2 separate regions of the Homo sapiens genome follow, and region 1 is linked to region 2. A link is an interaction called in ENCODE POLR2A ChIA-PET data of the cell type or tissue named here. Cell type or tissue: MCF 10A. All regions are shown on one strand. Links, peaks and the distances in the headings refer to the core of each region. The heading gives the core; the rest is flanking DNA.

Region 1 (4,409 bases), core at 142-4,141, 60 kb after region 2:
GGATTACAGGCGTGAGCCACCGCAATATCCCATTAGATTCATATAAAATAGAACTCTACCCACATTATGCAAGACATAATAAGCTAGACCATTTTCATGGGCATTTGCTACTTCTGCTCCACATGGCAATGCCACAGTATCATGGAATACACTGTTTAGCCATAGTCTTAATAGTTCTTATCTTTTCTTCATTGCATACTCCTTTGAGAAAAATGATAAACGTTTACTTTTCTCCAAATAAGGGAATGAAATCATGAGACAAAAATTAATGTCTCTTTGTTTTGACTTTAGCTAGACTTTTGGGAAAACTCAAGCCTTTTATTTGCCATCTAAACTTGTGCTAAGCAAAAGTGTAGACTTTCTTTCTCATTCATACTTCTAACCATTCTTCATCCTAGTTCTTTTGACGTTTGTAGCTTTTACAAAAATATATTTGATTTTATTACCTTCTCCAAGGCAAAAGTTATCTACTTTAATGGAGTTACTTCCGTAAACCTAAATTAAACAAATAAAAAAAATTCAGAAAGAATTTAGAGAAATCAAAGGGTGACAGGTAAGTAAATTTTTTATCTACAAAATTAAAAACTCCTTAACATCTTAAATGAAAATTCAGTTTCTGAAAGTGGTCATAAGAAGTGTGTTATAGAATGGCATATAAGAGAAATTTCAGACAGGATTTCCCTAGTGCAAATCTCCTTTTAATTTATTTTTTATTAATCTTTTAGGGGTTTGATTTAGAAACATAAAATATTTAAATAGGAGGAAAACATTAGCATATTAATGCCCTATTCTGTAATTCACAGTAGCAGTTAGTTCAGTAACCACATAAAATCTAAACATACACTCACGAAACATCTATTTCTCTCTTGTTCAGTTGGGATAGAAACTTTTTATTAAAATCTGACATGCAGAGTAAAAAAAAGAAACCTAGAAAATAAAAGAAGCAAAATAGTGAATTGCCTTTAAAAAAGAAAGGCAAAGAACATGTTGGTGGATTAAGGCTGCCATACAAATAATAAAAAAGAAATAATTGTAGAACCAGCCAAGTTTTTAGAGATAGAAAAACCAGAAACAACTATAGTAAATAATCTTGATGGGAAGTGATCCACAAAGGAAAAAATAATTGAAAACAAAGTCTTCCTCTGAAAAGGGAAAACTAGCATTAAAGAAGAAACCAGAACTGTAGGATTCCAGCTAACTGAAGTAGCTGCACAGATCCCATTTCTTTCATCCAGTTCCACTGTTCAAAGGTGTGTGTGTTGGGTGGGAAGACAGAGAAAGAAAGAGATAGAGAGACGACTGTCAATCCGCAATTAAATGAGCCTTCTGTCATAGATACTAATGAGGAGAGGTATGCAGTGATACGTTATTGTTACTGCTACCACAGAGTTAACAATCTATTTGGGAAATGTATTTCTATACAAATAATACAATCTGGATCAGACTCTGAAGGAGACTTCATGAGGTTTTTTGGGAGACTAGAAAAAGAAATGGTCCTGTCATTTCTTCTAGCATCTGACCTAGTGTCATCAGAGAAGGATTTAAGGAGAAGCTAAGATATGAGCTGGACCCCTAAGAAAAATAGAACTTGAAGGCAGTCCAGGTTGGGGTGGACAAATAATGAGAAGAAGGATGAGATTCAAGAGGTAGTGAATATGTCAGTTTGACTGGATAGAGTTATCTGGATGCCAGAAGAGGGATAAAAAATGAAATAGCTAAGTTGCGACTGGGTCATGATAAGTCTGATCAATCTGTAGAAAGATGATATTCTGATTAAAATTAAAAATAACCTCCGTAGCCATCAATATCACTTATCCGTGTTCTATATCTCTGCTTTCTTGCTGATGAAAAATCAGCATTTTTCTGATTCCTTTTATGTCTGTATGCTTGGATGAGGGAGCTTTACATATCTAAAAGTGCCAGATCTTTAAAAATGCCATTTGCCAGAGAATCACTTGAACCCGGGAGGCGGAGGTTGCAGTGAGCCGAGATTGCGCCACTGCACTCCAGCCCAGTCGACAGTGTGAGACTTCGTCTCAAAAAAAAAAGCCATTTGGTGTTTCTCCCAAATGAAATTTTACTGTGGCACAAACATCACATAAATTTAGAATGCTAAAGCAACCTGTGTTCATGAGAGCAGGGTAAGCCTCCTCCTTTGTAATGCTCCCTTTCAGGTTGGCAAGTTGATCAAAGAAGCTGCCGGGAAAAGCAATCTGAAGAGGGTGACCCTGGAGCTTGGAGGAAAGAGCCCTTGCATTGTGTTAGCTGATGCCGACTGTGAGTAGAAACCACTTTGTTAACTTTTCGTCCTTCATCGTTTTTGGTGTCTGATAATGCCAAAAGTGAACTTGAACTTTACAAAAAAAAAAAAAAAAAAAAAAAAGCATTTGCTTCTAACATCAAAGTGTAAAGAGTCCAAAATTACTCTTGAAAATCTCTTAAATCATCCTAAAGTTATAACACATAGATAATAGACACAATTTCTTCCTCGTTTAGAATAGATTGCTATTTCCTCAGCTGAACCCTAGATGATGTAAACATTTTGCATTTAAATGCCATGGTGTATTTTTTAAATTCCATATCTGTGATTATTAGCATTTCATTGAGCTAATGAGATACTCCAGAATGGGACTTGGATTGAGACCAACTGAGGAGACAGCAGTTTCACATTTGCCCTCTCCCTTCACTCTGGGTCATACACTCATTAAATGAAATGATCAGAAGAAAATTATACCTAATATTTAAATATTTTTTCCTAGCAAGTATAGTGGAGTTTATGTACATTAAACCTACAAATTTGATATAACCCCACTATATAATATTTTAGGTTCATTCTGATTATATTACCAAGTAGAATTTCCCAATTATTTCCTAAATAGAAGTTAATTAGCAGAAATGCATGGTCAAACATTCTTTTTTCTTTCACAACTGCATTATCTGTTAGAGGCTGTAAATACAAATGGTTCATGGAATTAGCCTATGTTGCTGTTTTGATCTTAATTGAAGTATTTTAGAACACACTACCTTATGAAATATTCTATAAACATGAAAGATTTCTAATTTTACTAAGACTGTCTATAAACTGCTTCTGCTACAACTTAAGCAGATGTAATTAGTTCACAAAATAAATAATAATCATACCCAGTTGCTATAACATTGAATTGAATCTTCAGCATTTAGAAAATTAAAATGCAAAGAAAATTTTATTCTTGTTTAGAGTCTACTAAGGAAGCAACCTATTTCTTCCTTTTAATGCACATTTTATCGCCTAAAATAAATAAGAGTTTATAGGCACATATGAAATAATACGGTATACTTTAGATAGATTTTGAAAATGTCTTTGATGGAATAAAATCATAAGGTGAGTGAGTGATTCTGAGTATTAGTGTTTTTTGTTACTTTTTAGTTGTTTTTGTTTTATTTTGTTTTTCTTTCCCACAAAGATCACATTTCCTGTTGAGTAGAGTATTTAAGAATCTTTTGAAATTATTTAATTCGATAGACATGTCAGGTTTTTTTTATTATCTGTTTAAAATCTGGGGCCTGAAAGAAATAATCACAATCATCTAATTATATAATTGGAGATATTTATATAAATCATTTCCAAAGAGATTTGGTCTCATGATCAAATCTACATTCTTGGTGATGTCCATATTAAAGTTGTAATAGTAACCACTATTTTTTCAGATTCTGTATGTTTCTATTTTTTCCATGGTAAATGCAGGATCAGAAAGATTAATTTGCCACCTGGCTGGTAGGAGGTAAACTATACTGAGCCCATGTCTGACTACACAACTCATAATTTTTCTTTATCTCCATGTTGCCTCTGAGAAACATATAAAATATATAATTTTTATAAAATATATCTTTAATGTGAATGTCTTCTTCGCAGTGGACAATGCTGTTGAATTTGCACACCATGGGGTATTCTACCACCAGGGCCAGTGTTGTATAGCCGCATCCAGGATTTTTGTGGAAGAATCAATTTATGATGAGTTTGTTCGAAGGAGTGTTGAGCGGGCTAAGAAGTATATCCTTGGAAATCCTCTGACCCCAGGAGTCACTCAAGGCCCTCAGGTAAGTATAAAATAGAAAGGATAGCATTTTCAGGGCACAGGAATAAAGTATCCTCTTTAGACCTAGATTTTATTGAGTAAGATTACTTCCCATCTGCACACCTTCCTAGGTGACAATGCTGTGCCAGTTTGGTGTTTAAAAGCAATCTAACTCCCAGTGAGAATGAAATCATCCTGTTTTTGTGTTGCCCAGTTTTCATGTCTAGAAACAGTTTACCGGCCATGCTGAGAATTAAAGACATGAGGAAAAATAACAAATGTTCTACATTTTTGGCTTTCCTCAATCTGCACACCTCTTGATTCCTATATACAGTTCTCTGTCCACTTTGAAAT
Region 2 (4,409 bases), core at 265-4,264:
AAAATGGACGTCCCCGTGGGGAACTCTGCTTCCAGTGATAAATCTTTCGCGGTTCTGGATTTTGTTTGAGAGAGTCAGCATTTCCTTAATCCTTCAGCATAGTCTTTTTATAAGTCTTTTCAAAACATGTTAGGTTAACTATTAAGAAAATCAGTTGTTTATCATGAAAAGCCCAAAGATGAATGAAAGACACTCTCCATTGTTCATAAACACATCTCCCTTAATGTAGTTAAGCTATCAGCGAGTAATGCTGGCAACAGCTGAAAAGGGTTTACAAAATACTAAGGGACGTGAGATAAAGATCTGAGCAGTAACATAGAACAGAGGTAGGGTTATTCAAAGCACACTTTCCCCCAAAGCCCAGCATACACAATAACTCCCTCTGTGAGTAGCAGGCTTCGGTAGAAGATCAAAGAACTAACACTTGAGACTATATCAAGAAATCTACTCGTTAAAGAGCCAAAAATGTAGATCAGAATCTTCTTTCAGATTAACTCAGGATACGAAGCAGAATAAAATGGACAAAATATCTTTCCAGTGAAGTGAAAAAGAAAAAAAAAAAAGAAAACAATAATCTACAGTTCAAAGTGGACCACTGAAATGTGGGGCCCTAAAGTGTTGTGTCTATTTGGATACCTGTAGACAATTTTATCACTGCCCCCACCACCACTAAATTGCCAACTATTTGTCTCACATTTCTGAAAATTATGAAACCACTATAGAAAATGTAAAACGCTAAATGAGAAACAAGGCATTTTGGAAAACTGCTCAATAATTACGGTAAATTATCACTGCAGGGGGACTGGATTCATTGGCAAATCATTAACAGGCTCCCACTTGGCCTAAATAATTGGTATCCAGTATTTTATAGGTAGTTTGTAATACCTAATGAATATTTCTTTATTACTCCTCTAACTTGAAAAATGAAACAGTGAAACTAGATGATCTCTAAGGCAGTTCCTAGTCTTAAGTCCTTATACCCTAATACCCTGGGGTAAGATAAACCTACTTGTCTAGAATATATATTATTTATTAATGTGTGTGTATATGTAAAAGAATGATTCTGTTAATAAAGAGCACACCTGAACTGTGACATCTCTGATAGATGGCACCACTAGGTGCATCTCATAGGGTTCTGAATGTTACTTTATAATTTAATATATTAAATAAATTTAATATATTAAATATTAATTTAATATATTAATGATGATATTTTAATATATTAAATAAAAATCACTAATGGGCATATGACTTCATACAGCATCTTTTGACAAAGACCATGTCTTGCATCTGAGGAAAGTGCACTTTTCTTTGGATTTAATCTATATATTAGAGTTTGACCTTTCATTTCTTGCACAGTGAGTCAGCATTATTTGCTGATAAAGATAATAAACTAATTTTCATATCACTGTTATATAACCCACAAAAAGAAAATCTACACCTTTATCTTTTCCCATGGCATTTGCATAACTTTGCACCTCATTACAACACAAAAGGCCCTTATGTATGGTCTTTTGCAACAGGGCATACTCCTTGTGTATACACCTGAAGTCTTGTTTATATTTGGTGTGGTGGTACCCATAAGAGCATTTTTGTGGTCGGTGTTGCTGTTTGCACCACAGTTCTACTTCTAGCTTGACTTACAGATATCAGAACCTAGTAAACACAAGTGAATTTGATGTGACTACATTGTTTTATATGTGAATAGTGTCTCCCACAATTCTGTGATTCTTGTGCCCTGGTCTTAGTGAAAATAATCATTTCTTTGGTAAGGACTTGAGGGAGTCAGTAGAAAAGAAAGCAGTAATCTACAGTTGCTCTGAGAAAGAGGCTACACAGTAAAAAGTTTCAGGGCGTGCTTGATCATAATAGTTCAAGTCTTGCTAAAATGGTTGTCTTCTGTTCTTTAATAACCATTTTGTGGATATTCATGAGATGGAAACATACAAGAAATTAAAATTTATTCAAACATATATTTCATGAACACATACTATGCCCTGGCTTATCTAAAATGTGTGAGGCTTAAAGCAACTGTTCACATATAAGTAGTTAGAAATGCAGAGTACTGGTTGGGAGCCAGGGGATTCAAGTCCCAGAAGGAAATACTTTTAATATACTGCATTATTCAGGCCTTTAATCTCTTGGATTGTTATATAATGTTTCACTCCACTATCTGGAAATGCTTCCAAACCGCAGAATGTCTTCAGCATTGCAAATAAATTACTGTGCCAACATGTTTCTGCCACCCTGTTGAGCCACATTATTAGATGAGGTCCCTCAGCACAAATTACTTTTTGAGCAACTAGATTCATTTGGTTGGAAACATCAGGCCTTCAATAACCTTTTAACACAAAAATCTAGGATCTTATTTCATGTATGCATTCAGTTAATCAACATGTATTTGTTCAGGCATTAGCTAGGAGTTACAGTACAGTGTTTGGCAGAGAAAGTAGACAAAATGATTTCTGCCTTAAATCTAGGAGAGAAAAGATATATAATCATAATTATAAAACAGTATGATTAAGATTATAAGCAAGAGTGTCAGAAAGTAGAGCTGAGGATGGAGAAAGAGAACCCTGATGGCATCATCTGATCCCCTGTATCCAGTTATATTTGCAGCCAACTCTCTTACTACAATTCTTTGGTTCGATAAGTTCTGTTGGTTTAATTTTGTTTTGTTAGCATTGTTTGAGTTTCTGTACTTGTAGTTTAAAATGTTCTCACTAATATCAAAAGCAAAAGTCAGGAAAAACGGAAGCAGAGAGCTGTACTGAGGAATTAAAATAATCCAGATGAGTGATAACAATATAACTAAAGAAAAGCGGATATATCCAAAATGTGTGAATCCTGAATGAGCAAGACTCACTAGCTGTGTGAGGGTGGGGAGAGGGAGAATGAGGGGCTATGATGTTATCTGTAAAACACTTTTCATCATGAAACCTAGACAGGTGAAAGGGTACATTCTTAGCTAAAATGAGTGAAAGAAGCATGAGATCTTTTAGTTCTTCTTAGGGTTCAGTCCAAGGAAATCTTTGTGGTTTATTGCACGCTGGTGAATAGCCAATGTGAAGAAGTAAAGGTTGTGTGTGCATCTCCTCCCAGATACTACAGGAGTCACATTCTAAGCTTGGTGTAATTAACTAACATAGCACTTGATGTTCCTTCACCTAAAAGCTGAGCACTGTCAGATGTGAAGTACCAGCTAAGCTGGGTGCCCACAAAGGGATGAGGATGACTCACTGTGCTCTGCTTCCATGCCTGCCACTGCTGTGAATGGGATAAAACTTAAACCCTCATCTTTGAAGCCAGTCTTTGCGGGTAACTCCAAGCAGAGCAGTAATTCAATCTCCAGTTCCCAGAGGTGTAAGTGACAGTGGTTTCAGAGAGATGATGCCATGTCTGTGCCAAAATGCAGCTGAAAAAAGCATCCATTGCCACTATTCAAAAATTCAAGATTAATCTTGAGTGATGTGTTCCTTATGATGAAATGAAAAAAAAAAAAAAAAGAAAAGCTAGGTAGGAGCTTAAAATAAATTTGGTCCTTAAAAAATCGAATTATATATTATCTAATATAAACCTATAACCTATAGAGAGCTCATTCAAATCTGCATGTGAATATTAAGACTTCAGTATAACGAGAATGAGCGGGAGGCCCACTCATGAAGAGACAGGCACAATAAAGAGACTCGTGGAAACTTGCTTAGCTTTATACGCAATGAAATAAATTTAAATTAAAATTCAGCTAATGTATCATTTCATTACTAATAACTTGGAATCAGGGACTTTTTAAAATATTAAAGTGAAATCATCATTTGGAATGGAGTATGGCAATATTTAATTTATAATATTCAAAACCATAAAATATCTTTAATCTTGCCCAATATTTCTATCCCTACGATTATAACCTAAGGATATTACTCAGCAGAGGAAAAAGATATACGCATGAAATAATCATTTAGCATTCTCCATAATATCAAATATATTGAGAAAAGCTTAACTGACCAAGAGTAAGCAAATGAATAAAACACATGTTGTAAAAATGTATGTAGGCATAAATATTATAGTTATAAAACAATGTGGAAATATGGAAAGTGGTTTTGTAACTTTTGAAATAAACAGTATACAAAATTGTATGCATATTATGTAAACTAAATATATATATTTGGGCAAAGATTGAGTTCAAACAAATAAAGAAAACAGAAACAAAGTAATATATGTATTAAAAATTAATTTATGACAGAATGAAAGAGGGACAGAAGAGGAACCATTTAATAAATTGTGTTAGGACAACATAAAGACAAAATCGATTCCGGGCAAATAAAAAACTCATAGGGAAAAGAAGAAACTGATAAATATTTATTTATTTATTTAATTATATTTTAAGTTCTGGGATACATGTGCAGAACGTG

Evidence for each region. Peaks named below come from ENCODE experiments on the same cell type or tissue, not always from the same donor. Only the 100,000 strongest peaks of a DNase experiment are listed, where the experiment ranks them.
Region 1: POLR2A ChIA-PET joins it to region 2 with 5 read pairs; 2 of 35 experiments call an interaction of 5 or more read pairs at or near these places.

What each region holds. Positions count from the first base shown.
Region 1 is chr9:72,916,588-72,920,996 of GRCh38, reverse strand. ALDH1A1 (aldehyde dehydrogenase 1 family member A1) reads left to right here. Exons shown (of 13, transcript NM_000689.5): 8 at 2,175-2,277; 9 at 3,893-4,077. Among named protein-coding and RNA genes, the nearest start is that of ALDH1A1, 34 kb to the left of the region's middle. In MCF 10A, for the core only: no CTCF peak of the experiment used is centred there; no DNase peak of the experiment used is centred there.
Region 2 is chr9:72,976,686-72,981,094 of GRCh38, reverse strand. No RefSeq gene overlaps it. Among named protein-coding and RNA genes, the nearest start is that of ALDH1A1, 26 kb to the right of the region's middle. In MCF 10A, for the core only: no CTCF peak of the experiment used is centred there; a DNase peak (open chromatin) is centred at 2,184.